Regions from separate parts of the Homo sapiens genome. Here regions 1 and 2 are each linked to region 3. Evidence: read pairs that join two places in POLR2A ChIA-PET (ENCODE). Cell type or tissue: Panc1. All regions are shown on one strand.

Region 1 (8,000 bases), 60 kb after region 3:
AATGGACAAATCTATTAAGGCAAAAAGTAGATTAGTTATTTTATAGCACAGGGTGCTGGGAAGTGACTGTTAATGGGTATGTGGCTTATTTGGGAGATGATGCAAATGTTATCAAAATTGATGATGGTGCTGGTTGCACAACTCCGCGAATATACTGAAAACCATTGAACTGTGCACTTTAATGGGGTGAACTGTACAGTATGTGATTTGTTTCTCAAGTCGTTAAAAAGTACACCATAAAATTAATAAAAATATATCAAAGTGGGAAAAGGCATTTGTCTGTAATTGAAAAGGAAAGAATACTTAGAATATGTAAGGAAATACTGCAAACCAACAAGACAAGGATACGAACAGGCAATTTACAGAAGAAAAAAACTCAAAGAATAACAATCATGTGAAGAGATACTTCAACTCCCCTACAGAAAGAAATGCAAATTAAAACTATAATGAGACTTCACTTTATTAGACTGGCAAAAATTGGAAGAATAGCAGCTGGATAGTGCTCATGTTGGCAGGGCTGTGGCCTACGGGGACCCCCATGCTCTGATGTTAGGAGGGTAGACTGGTACATTCCTTGAGAGATCAATCTGGAAGAGTTCAGGTAAGCATGCCCTTGGAATTCCGTGGGATTCTGTGGAATTTATATGCACACGCATACCACCACCAATCTTCTCTGTGTCGATGAGGGCATAGCTCAGTGTGTTTATCTGTATGTGGTGGGGTATGAAGACAACTGGGCACCCATCACTTGGGGGGTGATGAGATAGAATGTGGCAGACACCACAGGGATCTGTATAGTCCTTCCAATCGATGGAGGAGGGGTGCACTTAGCCACATGAATGCACCTTTGTGCAGTATGAAAAAATTAAGCAGCAGGCTGGGCACGGTGGCTCACGCCTGTAATCCCAGCTCTTTAGGAGGCCGAGCAGGGCAGATCACCTGAGGTTAGGAGTTCAAGACCAGCCTGACCAACATGGTGAAACCCCATCTGTACTAAAAATACAAAAATTAGCCTGGCATAACCTGGGAGACAGAGGTTGCAGTGAGCTGAGATTGCACCATTGCATTCTAGCCTGGGCAACAAGAGCGAAACTCTGTCTCAAAAAAATAAAAAAAAAGAAAAAAAAAAGAAAAAATTAAGAAGCAGCTAGGCAAGGCAACCTTATTTGTGGAAGTCATACAGGTACACACCAAGAAACAGGCACTTTCTAAGGTTACATCTAAATAACAAGATGCATATTATCCATTGGCCTGGTTGCCTAGGATGGGGTGGTTAAAAAGGAGTGAAAAGAGGCAAAATAAATAATAAGATGAGAGAAGGGAGATTAAAAAATACTTTATACGGTTCTAGTCTTCCCACTGTCTAGAGAAAGCAACCTATGAGCTTTTCTTCACACACCTCTTTCTAGTTTAACCCATTTGTGCCTGAGGTTGCTATTTTTTGAGTTTTTGCAATCAGACCTTGGCAATGACCTTGAGCAGTAGGGAATAAATAACTCCCATATGCTCAGTGTTCCAATAATGGAACACTAGGCATACATATGTTTTAATGAGCTCAAGTGGCCCCTCTAGAACTCTTTTTTTTTACAATGCCCATTCCCAGGCCAGAGCTTTGCAGCTTCTTTTTCTGTTGGTCTGGGGTAGGAACCTAAATTGTGTATTTTTAACAGTCTCACTTTGTGATTCTGACATAGGTGGCCCTTAGTCCATTTGAGAAGCTGATCAAGACCGACTTTGACTTCCCTGTTTTGGACATGTCCACCCCTTGCTCACTGCTGCTGGACTTGGCCTTGGTCTGATCTGTGCTGTCTCATCTTGCCCCTCTAGGATCGGCTGTCTGCTCTGCACTAACCCAGCCGCTAGCCTGGTCCCTGTTCTGGCTTTGCTGGGTGGACGTGGCATTGGCCCTGACCATCTGCCTTGCTGGCCTTCATTACAGCCAGACCCCCACTCAGGGCTCGCAGCTCCTGTGGTCTCATCCCCAAGAACCAAGACAGGGCAATGTCTCTTACTGCCTGTAAGAGCTTGTCGTCCAGGCCTGGAGCAAGAGCCACTGTGGACCCCAGAGCCACAGGAACGCCTCTGCCTGCGGCGGATGCCTGGCCAGGCTGAGGCACGCGTGGGAAAGTGCTAATCAGGACTTTTCTCTCTGGGTGGCTCGCACCATCCTGGCAGAAAGGCAGTGGGTCACTGTGTGGCCACACAGCCCAGAGCCATTCAGGGGGCAGGAGGGAACATGCAGAGCGGAAATGAAATGTCCCCTCTCAGAGCTGCCAGGCCAGATGACGTGCCCCGAACAGTCGCGACTTTCTTTGTGAGGACCAGGGCTGCATAATGCGCATCCCCGAATAGAGCCCCGTCACCCGGGAGACAGAGGCCTTTTCTTTCGCAGGCTGGTGACTTCACTGTACATTCCCAGGCCGCGGGAAGCACTGGGAAGCCTCTCTTCCGCCAGGCCTCGGACAATGCCGGGGAAGCAGGGGAGGCGCTCGCGGGGGCCTGGACATGGGCAGCGCCGGCGGAGAGAGGTCCACATTGCCACGCTGGTCATGTCGAGCCCAGGCTGGCCACAAAAACGGCCTCTGTGAATGGGGATCAGCGGGGCAGGGGCTGGTTTCCTTTCACCCCTCCATGAAGAGGAGGCTGAGATGGAAAACAGCAGGCGAAGAAGGAGCTGGGGAGCCGGGGTTGGATAAGCACAGGCCCAGCGCTCCATCACACGCTGACTGTCCCCTGGCAGGGACTGGAATGTACATGAACGAGTTCTGGAAGCTCTAGAGACTGTCTTCTTAACTGTAAAAGGAGCTCCCAATGGCCACTTATGGGATGGCTATGGGATTAAATTTCACTAAGTGCATAATAGTCCTTGCAAGATAAGTTAGGAATTCTTCAATAGACACTGCCCCAAAACTGTACTATGGGCCAGACAATTAGCCCTTATTAATATCAATGGATACAATCTTAAGAATAGTTTGCAGCCAGGCGCGGTGGCTCAAGCCTGTAATCCCAGCACTTTGGGAGGCCGAGGTGGGCAGATCACGAAGTCAGGAGATCGAGACCACGGTGAAACCCCGTCTCTACTAAAAATATAAAAAGTTAGCCGGCGGCAGTGGCGGGTGCCTGTAGTCCCAGCTACTCAGGAGGCTGAGGCAGGAGAATGGCGTGAACCCGGGAGGCGGAGCTTGCAGTGAGCCGAGATCGCGCCACTGCACTCCAGCCTGGGTGACAGAGCCAGACTCCGTCTCAAAAAATAAAATAAAACAAAATAAAAATAAAAAATAAAAAAAAAACTTTGCAAAACAGATTTTCTTATTTCATCTCATGGGCCCACTTTGCAGTTGAAGACATTGAAACTCAGATGGTTTAGGTAAGGTACCCACCCAGCGCACAGGAATTGGCAGATCTTTCATCTCCAAGTTCAGTGATTCTTCCCCTGTGCCAACGATGTGTCTTTTCTATGTCCCAATAGTTTACCCAACTGGGAATTCTGCCCTTTCTGGAAAATTTGACCTAGCCTCTGCTCAACACAGAAGTGATTCATTTTCAGATCACCGTCCGCGGACAGCCCCTACATTGTCTGGCCTGACCTATTTCTCCTCCCTCTACTCAGGGCAGATGGAAAATTTTCTTCCCAGCTGTGCCTTCTCTTTGAGATTGCCCACCACTCTTCTGATGGCCTGATTTGAGACTATCCCCTCTGCTGTATACCCAGCATTGGCGAGGCCAGGTCAGGCAGGCATCCAACCTCAGCCACGGAATTCAACCAGCAGCTGTGCACTCATGCAGCTGGCAGCTTCAGAGGACAAATGCTAGCATTTCCTCCAATTCAGGGGGCTTCTTAGAGTTTAATTCTCACTGACTTCTCTTGGCACTGGGCAGGACGAGGGTCTTAGTACAGTGACCCTGGAGTGCTAGCCTTTATTGTGGTCTTTAACATGACTGGTCCTGCAGAGATCCATGTGGTAGAAGAAATTCCAGCCCTTCATTATCATTTGGGCCCTTTTCTTTTCTAACAGGTGAGTGTATGATGGTCACTGGCACTATGATTGACTGACAGAAGAACACCAGAGACACTCAATAGAGGAGGGCATGGGGACCAGGTGTCTACCTAAGGCAGGAGATGGCCCAGCATGTGCTTTCTAGAAGCTCAGAGCAGCACACACTGAGCCTGCAGGTGGCTGACCTCTCCCGCCAGGAGCGAGAAATCTGCCAGGTGTCAGGAGCTGCTCTGCATCTGGAGCACATCAGGCATCTCCAGATGTGGGGTACCCTTTGCCATTAAAGAAACTGATATTCTCTTACTGGGCCTGCTGTCATCTTTAGTCAATCATCTTCAATGATCATCTTACATTGGTCATGAGCCACGGCAGGCAAGGAAGTGGGAGCAGCATGACATGGTGAAGAGGTCTGAGGCGGGAGTCCAGGCTCTGCAGGAGGGCATCTGGTCTTGAATCCTGTCCTAACACAAACTGTGTGAGCTCTGTCAAGTTCCCTTTGCTTCTCTAGATTGTAGATCTCTCTTCTGTGAAAGGAGCGTGTTTGTTTCCTATTGCTGCTTGTGTAAGTCAAGGTTCTTCAGAGGAACAGAACAATAGGATTCATATATATATATGTATATAATTTTTTAAAGGTATTGGCTCATGTGGTTATGAGGCCTGACAAGTTCCTAGATCTGTAGTTGGCAAGCTGGAGACCTGGGAGAGCCAAGAGTGTAGTTCCAGTCCAAAAGCTAGCAGGCTCGAGACCCAAAAAGAGCTGACGTTGCAGTTTGAGTCCAAAGGCAGAAAAAAATCAAACAAACAATGCCCCAGCTCAAAGGCAGTCAGGCAGGTGGAAGTCTTCCCTTACTCGAGGGAGAGTCAGCCTTTTTGTTCTATTCTGGCTGTCAACTGATTGGATGAGGCCCACCCGCATTAGGGCAGGCCGTCTGCTTCACTCACTGGACTGATTCAAATGCTGATCTCATCCAGAAACATCTTCAAAGACACACCCGGAATAATGTCTGACCAAATGTCTGGGCACTCTGTAGTTGATGAAGTTGATACATAAAATTAACTACCACACTAACTTTGTCTAAGAAGTGTTCTTTCTACTACAATTACGCTCATTCTCCCTCTGGCAAGTTATGAGGAAAATCAACCAAAAGCCAGACACTAGGCTTAGTGTTTGGTCCTAAAATAACTCAGGACAGGTTTCTAGAACAGCTAGATTTGAAGAAAAGAGCTGACTGCAGGGGGCTCCTCCTTCATGTGTTAAGGCCTTATTCTGATGTGAAAGACAAGGATGAAATGGGAAGATGTCCAATGAAGATGCCATATTTCTAATATGGAGAGCAGAAGCCAAATGGGAGAGAATGGACAGAAATTCCAGTTAGAGTTTTGAGAAAACAAACATTCTAGGCAACCAAACAACACACCAACCAACCAACCAACCAACCTATCCACCCACCCACTAACCAACTAACTAACCAGCCAACCTACTCCCCCATACCCACCAACCAACTAACCAACCCACCCTCCCACCAACCAATTAACCAGGCAACCCACTCACACCCCTCCCCTCCAACAACCAACAAACCAACCACCCCCTATACAAACAGCTTTTGGTTGCACATAACCAAAGCTGTTGTTGAGTGGGAAGTGGAGATTGTCTAATTAATAATCTGTTTTATTCTTTTTCAGATCACGTTGCACAGGGTACATAAAGCTGAATCATCTGGGGGAAGTTTGCTAAAGACACAGAATGCAAAGCCCCATCTCACTCTTCTTGAATCAGAATGGCTGACTGTGGTGCTCAGGAATTTGCATGTTTAATAAGTTTTCCCCGGGTGATTCTAATGAATGCAACTTGAGTACTGTTTAGTATATGCTGAGTATACCTGGAGCTTTGATGTGCTGCAGGGATTAGAAGAGTTTTCTGATTTTGACCTTCCCATTTTGAAATAAGTAGATTCACCATTTTTTTTTTTTTTGGGATGGAGTCTCACTCTGTCGCCCAGGCTGGAGTGCAGCGGCGCGATCTCTACTCACTCACTGCAACCTCTGCCTCCTGGGTTCAAGAGATTCTTCTGCCTCAGCCTCCTGAGTAGAGATGGAGTTTCGCCATGCTGGCCAGGCTGGTCTCGAACTCCTGACCTCGTGATCCACCCACCTCGGCCTCCCAAAGTGCTAGGATTACAAGCGTGAGCCACTGTCCCCCGCAAGTAGATTCACTTTTACATGACAAAGAAGACTTTGTCACTCCTCCTCCCATTCATTAGTCACTAATTCAAAGAGGAAGTTGGGACCAAAAGTCATGCATCTGAGAGGCTGCCATGATTTCTCCCCAAAACACATTGGCAGGTGTAAAATTATTGAATGAACCCATCCCACATGTGGGCTGTGTTTCTGGCTGGGTTTGACCCACATGCATGTCTGTGGGCTGCTCTGTCTAGACTCTTCAATATTCCAGCCACATTTTGTGCCTTAGAATGAAATTGCTGTCGAGATATTGATCTCCGTTTTTGTCGGGGTGCAGGAATTTTATTCTATGTTGTCAGGATCCCCTCTGGATGGTGTAATAATATTGTGAGATAGTTCTTTAGCATATCTTTAAATCTTCATATTTATTTTGAAAAAATTAGAAATTTTAGAAATATGCATTCATTTTTTGCACCATCTAGAATTAACAACTGATAGTATTTTGACTTATTGGCTTCCTTTTTTAAATAAAAAATTAAAATATTACAGATATAGCTTATGTCCTTGTACTTATCAGATCTACCACCCCTACTTCAATTCCATTTTCTTCTCATCTTGCCAAAGCCACCTACTCTCCAAAGCTTGGCACATGTCCCTTTGTTCCATTTGAAAATAATTTAAATACATATATCCACATGTACACAGTATCTAGTATTGTTTTCGTGTTTTCAAAATTTCTCACACACATGGCATAAACTTTTTCTTATCATTCTGTATCTTGTCTTTCTCACTCAGTCTTTGGCTCTTGAGTCTATGCATAGAGCCATGTGTGGATCTAATGCATCTCTTCGAACAGTTGAACCTTGGAGACCTACACTTATTTTATTCATGCATTCCTACACCGATGGACATTGGCACCTGGTTTCCTCCGCTGCAGATAATGCTACATTAAACATCTCCGTACATATCACTTTGTGCATAGAGTTTCTCTAGCATATAGAACTAAAAGTTAAATGGCTACACTATAGAGCATGCACATTTTAAATTATCATAGATATTACAGAAACACTCTGCAAAATGACTAACAGAATTTATTTTCCCACCAGCAGTCTATGAGAAGGGCATCCTTCCCCCTCCACTTTTGCTGATGCTATGTACAATTTATCTATTTTTTTTTTTTTTTTTTGAGAGGGCGTCTAGCTCTGTCACCCAGGCTGGAGTGCAGTGGCTCTATCTCGGCTCACTGCAACCTCCGCCTCCTGGGTTCAAGTGATTCTCCTGCTTTAGTCTCCAGAGCAGCTGGGATTACAGGTGCCCGCCACTATGCCCAGCTAATTTTTGTTTTTTCTTTTAGTAGAGAGGGGGTTTCACTGTGCTGGCCAGGCTGGTCTTGAACTCCTGACCTTGTGATCTGCCCGCCTCAGCCTCCCAAAGTGCTGGTATTACAAACATGAGCCACTGCCCGGCCAGTTTACCTAATTTTTGTCAATCTGATTGATGAAAATGATGCCTTGCTGTTGTTTTGCTTTTTGGGTTTCACTAATAATTGTTGAGACTGAGCATGTTTTATAGGTGTTTATAATACTTTTTGATGAGTAATTCATTATCCACTCCTCTAGGTTACAGATTAGATAGAATTTGTAAGTGATAAACTGTTTATACTTTTAAAAAGACTATTTTATTATAAAATAATCAGTGATCACCATTAAAAAATTAAAACTTTACAAATTTATATGAAGTTAAATGTAAAATCCTCTGTTCCTCTTAACCCATTCCTACAGCTGGTGACCAAGTGGCTTATTGTCCATGAAGGGAGGTTTG
Region 2 (8,000 bases), 180 kb after region 3:
GCTCTGAGCCTCCTGTTGCTTCAGGGGGCTGGAGGCAGGCTGGTGGGAGAAGGTGTCTGAATCTCAGGTGATGCCCAGCAGTGAGACCACAGCAGAGAGCAGCCTGGAGGGCTTAGGACATGCGAGGGCCTCCGGCAATACCCTACAGTCAGGTGACCCTCCACAGCTTCCTATGGGATGGGCTAGGCTTGAGCCACTTGGGATATTAAAGGGACAGATGAGGCCTGGGAGGCTGGGGGACTTGGGTCCAGCAGAGCAGAACATTCAGGCTCCATGCTGTTTTGATGAGAGACACAGGGAACCCTGGCCTGGGCTGGGAGGAGGTGGAGGCATTCATGGGAGAACAGGTCAAGGAGGGCACTAGCTACAGGAGGAGCAGGGAGGGCATTTCAGGCAGAGGGAAGAGCAAATGTGAAAGGCGTGAGCTGGAAAACTTGGTGAATTTGGGGGACTATGAGAGGAGAGTTCATGGAGGGGAGAGGCCTTGGCTGTGGCAGGAGAGGTTGGAAGGGAAGACACAGGAAATATAGCTGGGGCTGGAGCAGGAACTGGGTCCACGGCCAACTTTGTTTCAAGATCAGAGAAATTTGAGCAGAATAGGCTGATGAAAGCAATGGAGCAAAGAGTGCAGTGAGAAAGGCTGGAGACACAGGAGAGAGGAGACTGGGTGCGTGAGCTCAGGAAGGTGGAGGGCTGGTGGGAAGGCCAATCCCAGAGCACAGATGCCTCCTCCACTGTGACAAGGAAGGAAGGGGAAGCAGCAGAGGGGAGATGCAGGGGGGTCTGTGGGTTTGCAGTAGGAAGGTGAAGGAGGTCCCAGCTCCTAGTTTCTGTCTTCTCTGTAAAGTAGGAGTTGAGGTCATCTGTTGAGAGTGAAAGATGAGGTGGGGAAGGTCATCAGAGGTGAGAGGCTCAGGGAAGCCAGGAGAACGGGGGTTGTTGGCAGGGTTGCAGTCAAAGTCCACCAAGCCAATGGCAGCAGTGTGGGAAGGGAGTCATGGAGTCTTTGCTGCTTTCAATCAAATGCCCAGTGGTGCCACTTCCCTTCCTCATCTGGCCATGAGCAAGTGGGAGGAATACTGGGCTGGATGCGTCAAGGCAGAGGGGGTGCAAACCCCAGGTCTCAACCCTGTCTCAGAGAAGGGGCCTCTGAGACATTAAGCAGCAGCCACGTAGCATGGCTGCAGGGAAATGGTGAGCTCAGGGAGTGACGCCTGCCGGTAAGGGACGTGTTGCAGAGGATGTTCTGATGGGAAGTGGAGGCCTGGGTCATTCGTTCAGCAGGAGTGCAGGATGCAGAGGGCATGGGAGGCTGAGGAGGGAGGACAGATGCAGGTGCCCAACAAGGGACAAGGAGTCACAGGACACAATGGGATCAGGCTTGGGATGAGGACGATGGGGCTGGGAAGTGGGGGACTCCAGGCTGCTGGAGAAGAGGCAGTTCCCTGGGAGGAGCGAGCTGGCTGATGGTACCCTGCCTGGCAGTAGGGGCCAGCAAGGTGCCAGTGGGCCCCTGTCCCAGTAGCTGCAGGCTCCCTGAGCTCACCCCAGGAGATGGTTGGGGAGCGCAAGGGAGGATACCCAATGGCTCGCCCCTGCTCTAGTGCCGGGTGGGGAGGGAGGCCAGCTGAGGTGGAGGGAGCAGGTCCCACCTGCTTCTTCTGACTCCTAGGATTGGGCACCAAGGAGCGCCAGGGCTGATGTTCCCACCTGCTTCTCCTGACTCCTAGGATTGGGCTCCAAGGAGCACTAGGGCTAATGTTCCCCAGGGTTATCTTATCTGCCCATTGGCATCAATGAGCCGTAAAGTGGACCTCAGCAATCTCTCTGCTCTGGGCCAGGTATGCGTGGGCCACTTCTCCCAACAGTGTCAGGTGACATTGTCCATCCTACAAATGAGGAAAATGAGGCCTGGGCAGGTGGGTCACATGCAAACGGTCCCACAGATGGCCAGAGCTGGTGCAGCTGAGACCCAGGTGTGCTAGGCCGAGAAGCACCCGCCCTTCTTCTTCCCACACTCACCCTCCTGGGCTCTGCACGGGGCTCTCTCTGGTTGCTCCGAAGTCCATGCTTGCTGGGCTCTTGGTTTGCCTTTGCTTTTTCTCTGGTTTGTTTGGGACATGGTTGAACTTACCTCACCAGCAAAATGTGTACTTTCACCTTAGGCTTCGGGTCCACTGCGGGTGATGCTGGGGATAGGCTGGGACTGGCTGGCTCGCTCAACTTTTTGAGATCAGTAATGAGAGAACAGTGGGCCTGATTCAGGGAAGGCAGCAAGGTGTGATGAAGCTCCCTGGGCTGAATGGAAGGAATTGGTTTGGAGAGCCAGCTGTGGCTCTAGGAGTGGCCATCTGACAGTGGATGGGGAGGGGAGGCAGCCATACCAACCCCTGGCCCAGCAACGCAGGGCCAAGCGAGTTGACATGCTGGCCCCTCTCCCTTCCTGCCCTTTGATCTCCTGCCAGGGCCTCCAGCTGGCCAAGCCCACGCTGTCTGCTGAAGCAGACTCAGGGTGAAGACAGGGAGGCTGGACCTGCAGGGGCTGCTGGAGAATACCAGCACAGGCTTCCAGGCCACGCCATTGATTCAATTATTTTACAGCCTTAATTAGGTTCTGACGTTAATCATATATTTCCTTCTAGCTTGCTACAGATTCTTCATCACAGCAGCGTTACGAGTATTATAAATTTAGTACCCATCTGGATAGTTAAGGATTTCATAAAAAGCACACTATTCTATCCTGAGGGTTCTTTCTTCTGAATTTTTCCCTTCCCACAGCTTGTAATCCTGTAAGAGGGTTACATGAAACCAGAGACCGGTTTCATGGAAGACAGTTTTTCCATGGATGGTAGGGGGACAAGGATGGTTTTGGGATGAAACTGTTCCACCTCAGATCATCAGGCATTATTTAGATTCCCCTAAGGAGCATGCAACCTAGATCCCTCATATGTGCTGTTCACAACAGGGTTCGCGCTCCTGTGAGAAACTAATGGCGCTGCTGATCTGACAGGAGGCGGAGCTCAGGTGGTCATGCTCGATGACCCGCCACGCACCTCCTGCTGTGCAGGTGGAATTAATTTTAATGCTATTTTTATTTAGCTTGATATATTCAACATATCATTTCAACATAAAATCAATATAAAGAATTTATCGAGGAGATATTTTACATTCTCTTTTTCATACACAATCTCTGGAACCTGGTGGGTGCGTTACCCTGGCAACACAGCTTGGCTTGAACGTGCCCCCTTCCCAGTGCCCAGCGGCCCTACGGGGTGAGTGGCTGCTGTGTTGGGCGGCACAGGTGTGGACTTTGTTCCTGCCACTCTAATACCCACGCGTCCCTCCTTGATCTTCTCTCTGCCCAGGCTACTGTCAAAGAAGGGCTCCTTGCCAAGAGTTCCCCTCCCTGCCTGCTGCACAAAATAAAAACAGGAGACCTATTTGAGAATGTGCACACTTAACTTTGGTGTCTCTGGAAGCCAAGTAGCTGAGCCAGGGTGACAGTGAGGACGATTTGGGTTAAGGAATCTCCCTCTTTGAGGGGAAAAATGTAGATGAACTCTTTGCAAACCTACAATAATTTTCCTTCCTCTTTCTTCAAAGCAAAGGAGCAATTGTTCTCCCTGTGGTCCACAGCAGAGGGCACCTGTGGAGTAGTGATAACCTGTGTGCTTTGGAGTCAGACAGGACTGGGTTCCAATTCTAGCTCTGTCATCTTTAGCTGTGTGACCCTGGGCAAGTCACCTGACCTCTCTGAGTTTCAGTACCTTAATCTATAAACCTTGAAAAACATACCTACATTTTATGTGGTTCGTGATAATTTACTGAATTGACATATCTAACTTGCCACACACACACAGTACAGGCTCAGCAGATGGTAGCCCCTGTTCTACGTTGGTGAAAAGCAGGTCAGAGAATAGAAAGGAGAAAGTAAATGTTAGACCCAGTACGCCTATCTTCTGAGGATGAGCACAGATCTTCCGGGTCCGAAGGTCAAAAAGATGATGTCACACAGCCCTGGTGGATGGGGAAAAGTCTTTGGCTTAGAAATGCTGGAGTGATTTGAGAGGGACGGCTCTCCACTCGATAAATCATGTCTTATGACAGCTCCAGGGGAGTCTATGGGAACAGTAGCTGCTGAGCTCTGTGCCAGATCCGGCGGCTTCTGTATCAGAAAGACAGCCCAGAGGATGCCACGCGGGAATCAAAAGAGCGAGAGTTACAGGAAGGATGAGTCAGAGCGAGCCAGGGCGAACAACAGTCGTCTGTTCCTTGAGACATGCCGAGGCGCTGGAATCACGCTGTCCCACCACGCGGCGCCTGCTCCTTTCCTGAGCCCTCCCTGACTGCACTGCAGAGCCATGGAATTGTTTTTCTTTTTTAATCACTTGGGTAAATAGATGCTGTGTGTGGCTGTTTAAAAAGTAAAGAACAATCAATTGCAATCCCATGTTAGCGGGTAAAGGAGAGGAGGACTATGGGGAGAAAAAAGGCGAAATGTAAAAATATAAAGAGAAATCATAAAGATCATCTACATGGGTTCCAACTTGTCCAGCCTTTGTGAGCAAATAGGGTGTTTTGCTTTCCCCACGTGGTAGAAATCCATCTCAAAGTAATGGAATATTCTTTTTTTTTTTTTTTTTTTTTTTTTTGAGACAATGTCTTGTTCTGTTGCCCGGGCTGGAGTGCAGTGGCGCAATCATAGCTCTCTGTATCGTTGACCTCCCGGGCTCAGGGGATCCTCCCACCCCAGCCTCCCGAGTAGCTAGGACTCTAGGCACACATGCCCAGCTAATTTTTGTAATTTTTGTAGAGACAGGGTTTCACCATGTTGTTCAAACTGGTCTCTAACTCCCGGGCTCAAGCAATCTTCCCACCTTGGCCTCCCAAAGTGCTGGGATTACAGCTTTGAGCCACTGCACCCAGCCCCGCATATTCTTTTAAAGGTATTCATTGAGTAGACTGAAGAGTTAACTGACCCTATTATGAACCTGCATTGCTTCCTCTCTTCTCCTCCCTCACCCCATGTCTTGGCTCTGTTTTCCTCCATGATGGCGTCATTCCCAGGCAGGAGACAGCAGTGCGAGGCTCACAGTGTCCTTGCACTACCATCCAGACAAAACAACAGTGGCTTTCCTTCCCAGGGTCCCTCTTGGCTCCTCTGCAGCCGTTTCTGCCCCCTTGGGCTAGTGTCAAGGTGGGAGAGGGAGACAAGATTCACAGATTGGCTCCAGTTGATCAAATGCCCACCTCTGGCTGGTGACGTGTGCAGCAGATCCATGTTCAGCAGCAACACACACCTCAAGTGGGAGAAAGCAGCTCTGCAACAGAAGGAGGGGCTGCCATGCGAAGAAAGGAAGGAGTGGGTGTCCCAGCTCCTGGGAGCGCATCTCCAGGGTCCCTGGAACATGGTTTAGGGGACCCTGGTCTCTCCTCTTCTAATATATTTTGCAAATAAGAAGGCTGAGGCCAAAGAGGAGAAACAAAATATAGCTGTAGATCCTCATTATTTGCCAATTCTGTATTTGTGAGTCGGCCTTACTTGCTAACATTTATGTGTGATCCTAAAGTGAACACTCGGCACTCTTGTGATCACCAGTAGACATGGACAGGGCAGTGATCAATTTGAATCTTCCCGTGCACATTTTCCAACTAAGGTCAGCTAAGGCAACACTGTCTTCTTGTTTCAGCTCTCCTACGGGAAACAAGTGTCCTTTTCAGTCTATCGAGTGCCCTGTTTTTAACATTTTCGTCCTTTTAGTTGGTGATTTTGCTCTTTAAAATGGCCCCCAAGGGTAGTGCTGAAGAACTTTCCATATTCATAGCACAAGAAGGCTGTTACATGTCTTGGGAAAAAAACACATGTGTTAGGTAAACCCTGCTCAGGCATTCATTGTAACTCTGCTGGCTGTGAGTTCAACGTTAATGAATCAATAATCTATACTAAGTGAGGTGTCTTTACACGGAAACACACACAAAACAAGGTTGTGTATTGAGGAAAGTGTTGTAACCAGAGGCTCACAGGAACCTAACTTTGTGTTTTCCTTAGGAGCAATGGTTCAGTATGCACGAGTTCAGTGTTCACAGTGACTTTATAGACCGGAGCTACAGCAAATAATGAGACCCAAACAAAAGGTCCTCGAGGCCACCCAGAGAGTCATTGACTAAGCCAGGACTCTGAGAGTTTGGAGTCCACTGCTTTCGCATACTGCCATATATAATGTGGGGTAGAGATAAGGAAGACAAAACAAAGCAAGATGTGAGAAGATTGAGGGGAAGGAAGGGGAGACAGCAGTTGAGCAACCAGGGAAGTGAATGTCTATGAGGCACAGTCGTAGATTCAATGGCTCTCAGGCAGGTCAGGCTCATCACACCAAGCTATTCCAATGGCTTGGACACCAGCATCATAAGATTGTATAGGGGATAAGACTTACCTGCCTCGAATATCGTAATTGAGCCTTCGTCTAGAAGTTGTATAAACCTAGGCCGTAAGTTTCAACACAACTCAAAGAGAAGCACCTCAGGACATTCACAAATGCTTTCGAGAATGTGAAGCCTTTGGTTAACAACATCCCCTGGTTTAGGAAAATAAGAGAGGTGAGAGAATATTTATAAATATAAACTATAACATTTAAATTAAATATGTACGTGTTCTCTGTGTTGCCATCAAAGTTTCTGAGTCTGTTTAACAAAAGGGGTGGGGAAATTTCCCGCAGGATTTTGGTGTTTGCATGAATACTTATTTTCAAAGGAGAGCTGGTTAGTAAACTCCAGGCTGTGTAGGAATATCATAGAAATTGCTTGCTGTTAGAAATTGTTGTTAAAGTGCTTGATGCGGAGAACTACAGTTATTAAACTTGCAGTTGTAAATTATGCATGTCACAGGTGAGTGAATTTACTCACCAAGCTGTGGCATGATTAAATCATGGACTTTACCTTTGCTGATTCTGTCATATTGATTCCACCAATACATCAAACTGGACATTGTTGTAAGTCACAATCCGACATGAAAGTCTCCTCCTTGGAAAAGTTATTCTGACAAGTAAATAAGTGAGTGATACTAGCAAATTAATATTGGAATATAATTTACATTTCAAAGCACTTTTCTTTCACTCATATTTTGTTTGATTCTCTGCTCTTTAAAACTATGATTCCAAAGTTTAAATTTCAATATCTTAGAAACTGTCGTTCTTTACCCAAAGAAAATGATCTGCTTTTATTTTCAAACTTCAGAATTTATTTATTTATTTGAGACAGAGTCTCGCTCTGTCACCCAGGCTGGAGTGCAGTGGCACGATCTCGGCTCACTGCAAGCTCCGCCTCCCGGGTTCATGCCATTCTCCTGCCTCAGCCTCCCAAGGAGCTGGGACTACAGGCGCCTGCCACCATGCCCGGCTAATTTTTTGTATTTTTAGTGGAGATGGGGTTTCACTGTGTTAGCCAGGATGGTCTCGATCTCCTGACCTCGTGATCCGCCCGCCTCGGCCTCCCAAAGTGCTGGGATTACAGGCGTGAGCCATCGCGCCCGGCCCAGAATTTATTTTTAAAAGAACATGTTTACTTCGTTTTCTCAGGAGTTCTAAAAGATTAAAATATGGATGAATAGAAAACTCACGGATCTGAAATTAAATACGTGCTTGGATCTTAAAGTGTGCTGTGTAGCCTTAGCCTTATTTAGCAATTTAGTAGATATATTTGTAATTTCTTACATAGATACACAGACTGTCAAAGGATCTTCATTTTGGCTTTTGTTGGGCTTATTCTCTGAGATTTCACATCTGCCGTCATTAAAGATAGCTGCAGGTTTTATCTAGAATTAGCATCTCGTTCAATTCATCAACCTTTTTTTCCAAAGCAAATCTTGGTTTTTCTCATACATTAGCCTTAGGATGGCAAGCATTTGGAAAGTGCTTATGTTGACGTTTTAAGACTCAAGACCTTCAGTGTGGGGGCTCAAGGAAGGGCCCTGCCTCAGACTGAGCTGCTTTCAAACCAGGCAT
Region 3 (8,000 bases):
AGGAAAGATGTCCAAGATATATACTACTAGGTGAAAAAATAAGTGACAAAATAGTATCAGCCCACTTAAGTATATTATAAATGTGTTTATGTATGGGTCTGCTTCTGTATAGGTAGACATTATCTGGAAGAACATTTAAGAAACCCATATAGGGCCAGGCGTGGTGGCTCATGCCTGTAATCCCAGCACTTTGGGAGGCTGAGGCGGGCCGATCACTTGAGGCCAGGAGTTTGAGACCAGCCAGGCCAATGTGGCGAAACCCCATCTTTACTAAAAATACCAAAAAATTATCCGGGCGTGGTAGTGCATGCCTGTAGTCCCAGCTACTTGGGAGGTTGAAGCAGGAGAATTGCTTGAACCCAGGAAGCGGCGGTTTGAGTGAGCTGAGATTGCGCCACTGCACTCCAGCCTGGGTGACAGAGTAAGACTCCATCTTAAAAAAAGTAATAATAATAAAGAAGAAGAAGAAGAAGAAGAAGAAACCCATATAGGACAAATAACCTACTTGTGGTTACCTATGGAACATAGAATTGGGATAAAGGAGAGAAACCTTATTTTTCACTTTATATACTTCTATACAGCTTGATTTTTAAAAAGTACCATGAATATGTATTACTTTAGGAATTTTTTAAAATTACATTTTAAATGGATGTCATGGTTTCTAGCTCATGGGACTGTTTTGAGAATTAAAAGGGCTGACAATGAAGGAGTCTAGCCTATGCCCGACTTAAAGCTAGACCTCGGTGAATATTAATTCTGAGCCTAATACGATGCTTGGCAAGGGGTATGCTATACATCATTATTGATTGAAGAGTGAGTTCTGCTCTGAGCAAGTGTCCTAACTGCTTTAAACTTGTTTCTTTTAATTAAAATAATGTGCAAGAAAAACAGCATGCAACTCGTAGAGCTCATATGATTGCTGTGAGGATGAACATGCCATAGAGAAAGTCATCTCGGGCTTGGCTCAGAGTGCTGGGCTAAGGATTTAGTGCCACCACTCACAGGCGTGTGCCTGCAGGAAGCATATGGGTCTCAGGTTGCTGGGAGGATCAATTCAATAATGTATTCAAGGCAAGCCTTCTGTCAATGCTAAAACACTGCACCTAAGTTCAGCTGTGTAAAGGCATCATATGAAACAAACGATGCAACCCCCAGATCTTGTCCCATTCATTAAAAACAAACCAAACGAAATAAACTCAGGGGCTGGGCATGGTGGCTCACGCCTGTAATCTCAGCCCTTTGGGAGGCTGAGGCGGGTGGATCACCTGAGGTCAGGAGTTTGAGACCAGCCTGGCCAATATGGTGAAATCCCATCTCCACTAAAAGTACAAAAATTAGCCGGGCATGGTGGCGTGCACCTGTAATCCCAGCTACTCAGGAGGCTGAGGCAGAAGAATTGCTTCAACCTGGGAGGCGGAGGTTGCAGTGAGCTGAGATCGCGCCACTGCACTCCAGCCTGGAGGACAAGAGTGAAACTCCATCTCAAAAAATAAATAAATAAATAAATAAAATAAACTCAGGGAGCACTCACCGAAATGGATTACATTAAATCATTTCAATCAACTCTCTATTCTTTTTCTTCCAGAAAAAGGTGGGAGGACTTCCAGGTTCCACTTAGGATGTAGGAAGGTGGAAACGGCAGGGCTCATACCCCAACAACAAGCACATCTACAAAACCGTGGCCTTTGCAATCCCATCACAGCACTGAGGTCAACGGGCAGTCAGCCTGAAAGCTGAGGAAAGAGGCATGGCTTGGGCCTGAGCAGCAGCTTAGACGAATCAGAGCATGGAGGAAACAGGTGGCGGGTGGGGTAGGGGGTGCAGAGGAACACACAGCAGGTGAGAAGATTCCAGCCAGGACTTTTAACTGATTGACGAAAGCCAAGTGAGGGCTCTCCTGAGAGCATCGGCTCCCAGGGACTGCAGCCACAGGGAGACTTTGCACCCACTCCTGGCTCTTCTCTTTAACCTCACCAATTGCTCACAAGAAAAATGGGGGTGGGGTGGGAGGAGCAGCTGCCACTAAGGGAAAGGCCCAGAGGCCCCCAGGGAACTTCTCACTTGGGAAACGAGAGCCTTAAGCTGCTGGGGGGCAGGGGTGGGGTGGTGGAGGAGGAGCAAATCCTGCTGTCCCTGTTACTTTAATTAGTAGAAACCGAGGTTTAAAGCTGATGAAGACCCATTTTGTCTGGAGGAAAGAGGGAAAAAAGCCTTCCACTCCTGAGAGAGTGACAGGGTACCATCTGGGCCCAGGACACAGACAGTCTTCTCAGGCAGGAGGCGGGAGAAAAGGCAGGAACCCAGAGACCCCCACCCACCTCCAGACCCAGACCCAGGGGCGCAGGGTCTGCCTAAGACTGAGGATGAAGCAAGGCAACAGAGAGCAACCTTTTTGCATCCCCAGGCTGACACTCAGGGTTAGAAAGAACAGCATCTCTGTTACAGGGCAGGGGTCCCGATCCAGACCCCAAGAGAGGGTTCTTGGATCTCACACAAGAAAGAATTCAGGCAGGGCAAGTCCGTAAAGTGAAAGCAAGTGTATTAGGAAAATAAAGGAATAAAAGAAGAGCTACTCCAAGGTCTGCTGGTTGCCAATTTTGTTGGTAATTTCTTGATTATCTTAAAGATAGTGAAACCCAAGTTTCTCTTCAAAGAATCAGTATGTCAGTATGTTCAGCTATCTTATTCTTTGATTCTCCATTTTAAAGTTTAACTTCCTGGTTCTCTTCAGTCCCTCGCTTCTTGTTTCAGTAAACAACTTCCCTGTCAGTCTTAATCAGTAGTTCACATCTGTTCCCCTGGTCACCTGCTCTGTCCTGACTCATCCCGGTCACCTGCTTTGACTGAGTCACCACTGGTCACCTGCTCTGACCTAAGACACTTTTAGTTACCTGTTCCTAACTGTCCTTCCCGCCAAACTACTCACCCCGCCACTCTGGCTCACACCCTTGCCCTCTTTAAAATAGCCAATCAGAATTAGCTTAGACTGTGCAGTCCAACCCTAGCCAACAGGGGAACGACACAGCAGTAGGGGCTATCTGCCTCAGGAATAAGACCTTCTGCCCCTCCCCAGGTGTGCTCTCGCCATTGTTCCAACCAGGAGGAGCACCCTTTCTGCAGAAAGCAAAAGTTGCCTTGTGAGAAAATTAAATTTATGTTCGAGTGCTATTTCTTTATGGCACTGGGGAACAAGCATTTTGCATTTCTAACAATTATATGCTAAACAAGGGGTGGATTATTTGTGTTTCCCCTTTGTAGACCATATAGGGTAACTTCCTGTGGTTGCCATGGCATTTGTAAACTGTCATGGCACGGGTGGGAGTGTGGCAGTGAGGATGACCAGAGGTCACTCTTGTCACCATCTTGGTTTACGTGGGTTTTGGCCGGCTTCTTTACTGCAACCTGTTTTATCAGCAAGGTCTTTATGGCCTGTATCTTGTGCTGACCTCCTATCTCATCCTGTGATTTAGAATGCCTTAATCCTCTGGGAATGCAGCCCAGTAGGTCTCGGCCTCCTTTTACCCAGCTCCTATTCAAGATGGAGTTCCTCTGGTTCCAATACCTCTGACATTTCCACCAGGGGAGGGACAAGAAGGAGGGGAGAGGCATCTTCTGTGACATGCGTCACAGGAACAACCCAACACTGAGATGCAGCACCGGCCTTCAGAGAAACTCTCTGGCCACCCAGCCTGTGCCCTAGCAGGAGGTAATTCCAGAGGAATTTGAAGCTGATGGTGCACTGAGGATAATCATAGCAACAAGACTCAAACCCAGTTCAACTCCTGCCTAGACTGACCCAGCGTCTCAAGCCAAAGGTCTGGAAGGAGAAAAGGTATGCCTGTCTCAAGGCACAATACAATAAGATGTACCTCAGCCCTTGTTGGCCTATGTAGGAAGGTCAGTTTTCAACTCCAAACCACAAAACACATAACAAAGTCAAAACAAATCAGCTTACTGTTAAGAGACTAAGCAATCAGTAAAGCCAGATTTAGAAATGACCCCAGAAGTTGGAGTTATCAGAGAGGAAATTTAAAAGAACTACGATTAATATTTGAAAGTTCAAATGGAAACAGTGTGTATGTAGGTGAACAGATGTGGTATTTCAGTACAGAGATGGAAACTATTAGAGACAATCAAAGGGAAATTTTAGGGGGAAAAAAAAGAACCCATGGCAACAGAGATGAGGAATGCCATTGACAGGTTCATCAGACAGTTTCACATAGCTGAGAAAAAAACCCCAGTAAACCTGGAGATAGGTTAATAAAAATTCACCCAAACTGAAACACAGAGAAAAAAGAAATCAGACAGAAGAGAACAGCCAGGCTGGGCGCGGTGGTTCACGCCTGTAATCCCAGCACTTTGGGAGGCTGAGGCGGGCAGATCACCTGAGGTCCAGAGGTTGAGACCAGCCTGGCCAACATGGCAAAACCCCATCTCTACTAAAAATACAAAAATTATCCGGGTGTGGTGGCATGTGCCTGTAATCCCAGCTACTTGGGAGGCTGAGGCAGGAGAATGACTTGAACCCAGGAGGCGGAGGTTGCAGTGAGCCGAGATCGCGCCATTGCACTTTGCACTCCAGCCTAGGCAACAAGAGTGAAACTCCGTCTAAAAAAAAAAAAAAAAAAAAAAAAAAAAAAAAGAAGAGAACAGCCAAGAGCTGTAGGATGGTAACAGCATGTGGTCTAATATGTGTGCAATTGAAATCGCATAAAGAGAAGAGAGGAGAGAACAGACATAAGAAATATTTAAAGAGATAACAGTGAAGAACTTTCTAAAAAGCATCAAAGACCTTAATCTACATAGCCAAGAAGCTCAGAGAATACCAAGTGAGATAAATGATAAACAAAACAAAAAGCCACACCTAGACTCACCATATTCAAACTGCGGAAAACCCACAGAATAAAAAGAAAATAGTGAAGGCAGCCATGGAGGGAGGGGAGAACACATTTCAAAAAAAAAAAAAAAAAAAAGAATTATGGCAGACTTCTCTCCAGAAGATAAGAAAGCTAGAAGATAGGCTGGGCGCGGTGGCTCATGCCTGTAATCCCAGCACTTTGGGAGGCCGAGGCAGGCGGATCACGAGGTCAGAAGATCGAGACAATCCTGGCTGACACAGTGAAACCCCATCTCTACTAAAATACAAAAAAAAAAAAAAAAAAAATTAGCCAGGTATAGTGGCAGGCACCTGTAGTCCTAGCTACTTGGGGAGGCTGAGGCAGGAGAATCGCTTGAACCCAGGAGGCGGAGGTTGCAGTGAGCCAAGATCGTGCCACTGCACTCCAGCCTCGTGACAGAGAGAGACTCCATCTCAAACAAACAAATATACAACAAAAAAAAGAAAGCTAGAAGATAATGAAGTGTTTTTTTTTTTTTTTGAGACAGAGTTTCACTCTGTCACCCAGGGTGGAGTGCAGTGGTGCGATCTTGGCTCACTGCAACCTTTGCCTCCTGGGTTCAAGTGATTGTCTTGCCTCAGCCTCCCATGTAGCTGGTGGGATTGCAGGCACCCACCACCACACCCAGCTATTTTTTGTATTTTTAGTAGAGATGGGGTTTCACCATGTTGACCAGGCTGGTCTCAAACTCCTGACTTCAAGTGATCCACTTGAGCCACCATGCCCGGCCTGAAGTTATATTTTTAAAGTGAAAGAAAAAAACCCTAAACCTGTCAACTCTGAGCTCTGTACCTAGGAAAATACCTTTCAGAAATGAAGAAGATAGCGCATTATTTTTTTTGCTCAGTAAAGCAAAACCTGAGAGAATTCATTGCAAGCAGACTTGTACCAAAAGAAATGTTAAAGGAAATTCTTCAGGCAGAAGGATTAGGAAGAGATTATGGATCGACACAGGAAATAGAGTGCTAAAAATAGTAAGAATGAAAGTACAAAGAAAATGCACGTCTTTTTCTTATTTTTAATCACTAGAAGATAATTGTCTACAGCAAAAGTAGCAGCGATGAGTCGGGCACGGTGGTTCATGCCTGTAATCCCAGCACTTTGGGAGGCTGAGGCAGGCGGATCACCTGAGGTCAGGAGTTTGAGACCAGCCTGACTAACATGGTGAAACCCCGTCTCTACTAAAAATACAAAAAATAGCCAGGCATGGTGGCCGGTGCCTGTAATCCCTGCTACTCAGGAGCCTAAGACAGGAGAATTGCTTGAACCTGGGAGGCGGAGGTTGCAGTGAGCCAAGATCACGCCACTGCACTCCAGCCCCGGTGACAGAGTGAGACTCTGTCTGAATCAATCAATCAATCAATCAATCAATCAGTAAAGTAGTACCGATGTAACTGTGTTTACAGCAGGTAAATGAATGACAGCATGTGGGCTGGGAGGAATTGCGGTTCTACTGTTGTTAGCTACGCTATACATGAAGACGTCTGATATTATTGAGGGTAAATCGTGATTTGATTTGCTCTGTAGCCCCTGTATTACTGCATTGATTCACCCTTTCTTGTCCATCAACAGCTTCTTGGGAGGGTCCTGCAGCGTCCCAGCCTTTCAGGTATTGAAAAGCTCGGTGCAGTCCCGTTTGACCCTGCAGTCTCATATCCAGCTCCTGTCTTTCCTGATGGCCCCAGCACCCACCAGGCATCTTCCTGAGGGGCCTGCAATGGGAACGTCCCCTTCTTGCCTCCTCCCCGTCTCCCGGGTCTCCCTTTTTCTTCCAGCATTTTGGTGTCTGGGAGGAGGGATGGAGGAAGGGCCCAGGTCTCCGCTTACCTGGCTCTGCTGTGTGTGTCCTCCCTGGGCTTGGTAGCTGTGTGGGTGCCCTGTGTGTGTCCAAACCCCATAGGTTTGGCTGCATCCCCTCATTACCCAGTCCTCAGACTCCTGCTCGCCCTCTTCCCCATCGGGGGCTGCCCAGCCATGCCATCCACCTCCCAGCCTCCCGTGGCGAGGGCCCAAGGTGCTGAATAGTCCCCGATTCTCAGGAAGCTCAGGTGTCCCTGCTGCGAGAAACTGGGGAAGATTGCTGCTGCTAGCGGTGCCCCTCTCTGGCTTTTCATCAGCCGGCACCAACTGTCCTTTCCTCTGCTCAGATAGACTGGGGAACAGTAAGTCGGCTTCTCCAGCCACCGCCCAAGTGGGGATGAGCACAGCGTTCCTTTCTTCAGGCATCCCCCAATCTCCGTGGGACAGTCCCAGGGCTCCTCCTACCACCTGCTTTGCAGGGAAAGTTCCATTCTTTGGTAGAGGTTAGATGCACATGGGCTGGTGGTTTATGTCTTTTCTATGCCATTGAAAACACGACAGACCAGCCGACTCACTTTAGTTATTCCCCACAAATGGGCACAGACACCAAGGCAAGGATGCATAAGAGAAACCCATTAAATACCAGGAATAATGCATTTCTTTTGCCTTCCATCACTAGGTCAATTTCCATTGCTTACTATGCAACTGACAATGTAAATAATGCAACTGAATATACAAGAGTATCCTTAAAATATTATTTTGTGATTGTAGAAAAGAGAAGTTTGAGCTTCCCAATTTTTTAAACCTTATTTTCTTTTCTCCCTAAATACAAAAAGCAATGAACATTGTCAAAAATGAGGAAAGGGTATATAGAGGAGATAGAAAAATTGCAGAACCAAATTTCTTAGCCTGATGGCTAATGTCTCATGACTTGGATTCAGGCTGGGTTTCCTACTTCCAGGTGGCCCCTCTGCAGCCACGGGGGCTGCCACCGTGTACCTCTCCTGCACATCTTTGCTTATGATGAACCGTTACTGCCAAAGGGCTTCAGACTTACCACCAAAACACAGCAAGCATTTTGGTTTACATTTTCCACAAACTCTCTCTGCATATATATGCTTATGTAACTTGACTGTGCTATTTTGATTAAAGCTGTTGATGGAACAACTCAGCCAAGCCTCCCTTTCTCAGCAGCAGTAGAGGTGGCAGACTTTGATATTTCAAACCCCTCCAGGAAGAAGTGGGGTGGCAGTGCCAGCAGTGTGCTGTGTGCCGGAAGTGAAACAGCTCTGCAAACAAGCG

The links. Peaks named below come from ENCODE experiments on the same cell type or tissue, not always from the same donor. Only the 100,000 strongest peaks of a DNase experiment are listed, where the experiment ranks them.
Region 1: POLR2A ChIA-PET joins it to region 3 with 15 read pairs; 3 of 35 experiments call an interaction of 5 or more read pairs at or near these places.
Region 2: POLR2A ChIA-PET joins it to region 3 with 16 read pairs; 2 of 35 experiments call an interaction of 5 or more read pairs at or near these places.

The regions. Positions count from the first base shown.
Region 1 is chr2:235,379,212-235,387,211 of GRCh38, reverse strand. LOC105373941 (a long non-coding RNA gene) reads left to right here and starts at 6,151. Exons shown (of 3, transcript XR_924010.2): 1 at 6,151-6,181; 2 at 6,975-7,139; 3 at 7,961-8,000. In Panc1, no CTCF peak of the experiment used is centred here; no DNase peak of the experiment used is centred here; H3K27me3 peaks cover 387 bases.
Region 2 is chr2:235,260,011-235,268,010 of GRCh38, reverse strand. No RefSeq gene overlaps it. Among named protein-coding and RNA genes, the nearest start is that of AGAP1, 230 kb to the left of the region's middle. RefSeq lists enhancers at 4,072-4,366, 4,092-4,386. In Panc1, no CTCF peak of the experiment used is centred here; a DNase peak (open chromatin) is centred at 4,220; H3K4me3 peaks cover 695 bases; H3K27ac peaks cover 627 bases.
Region 3 is chr2:235,439,282-235,447,281 of GRCh38, reverse strand. No RefSeq gene overlaps it. Among named protein-coding and RNA genes, the nearest start is that of AGAP1, 51 kb to the left of the region's middle. In Panc1, no CTCF peak of the experiment used is centred here; no DNase peak of the experiment used is centred here.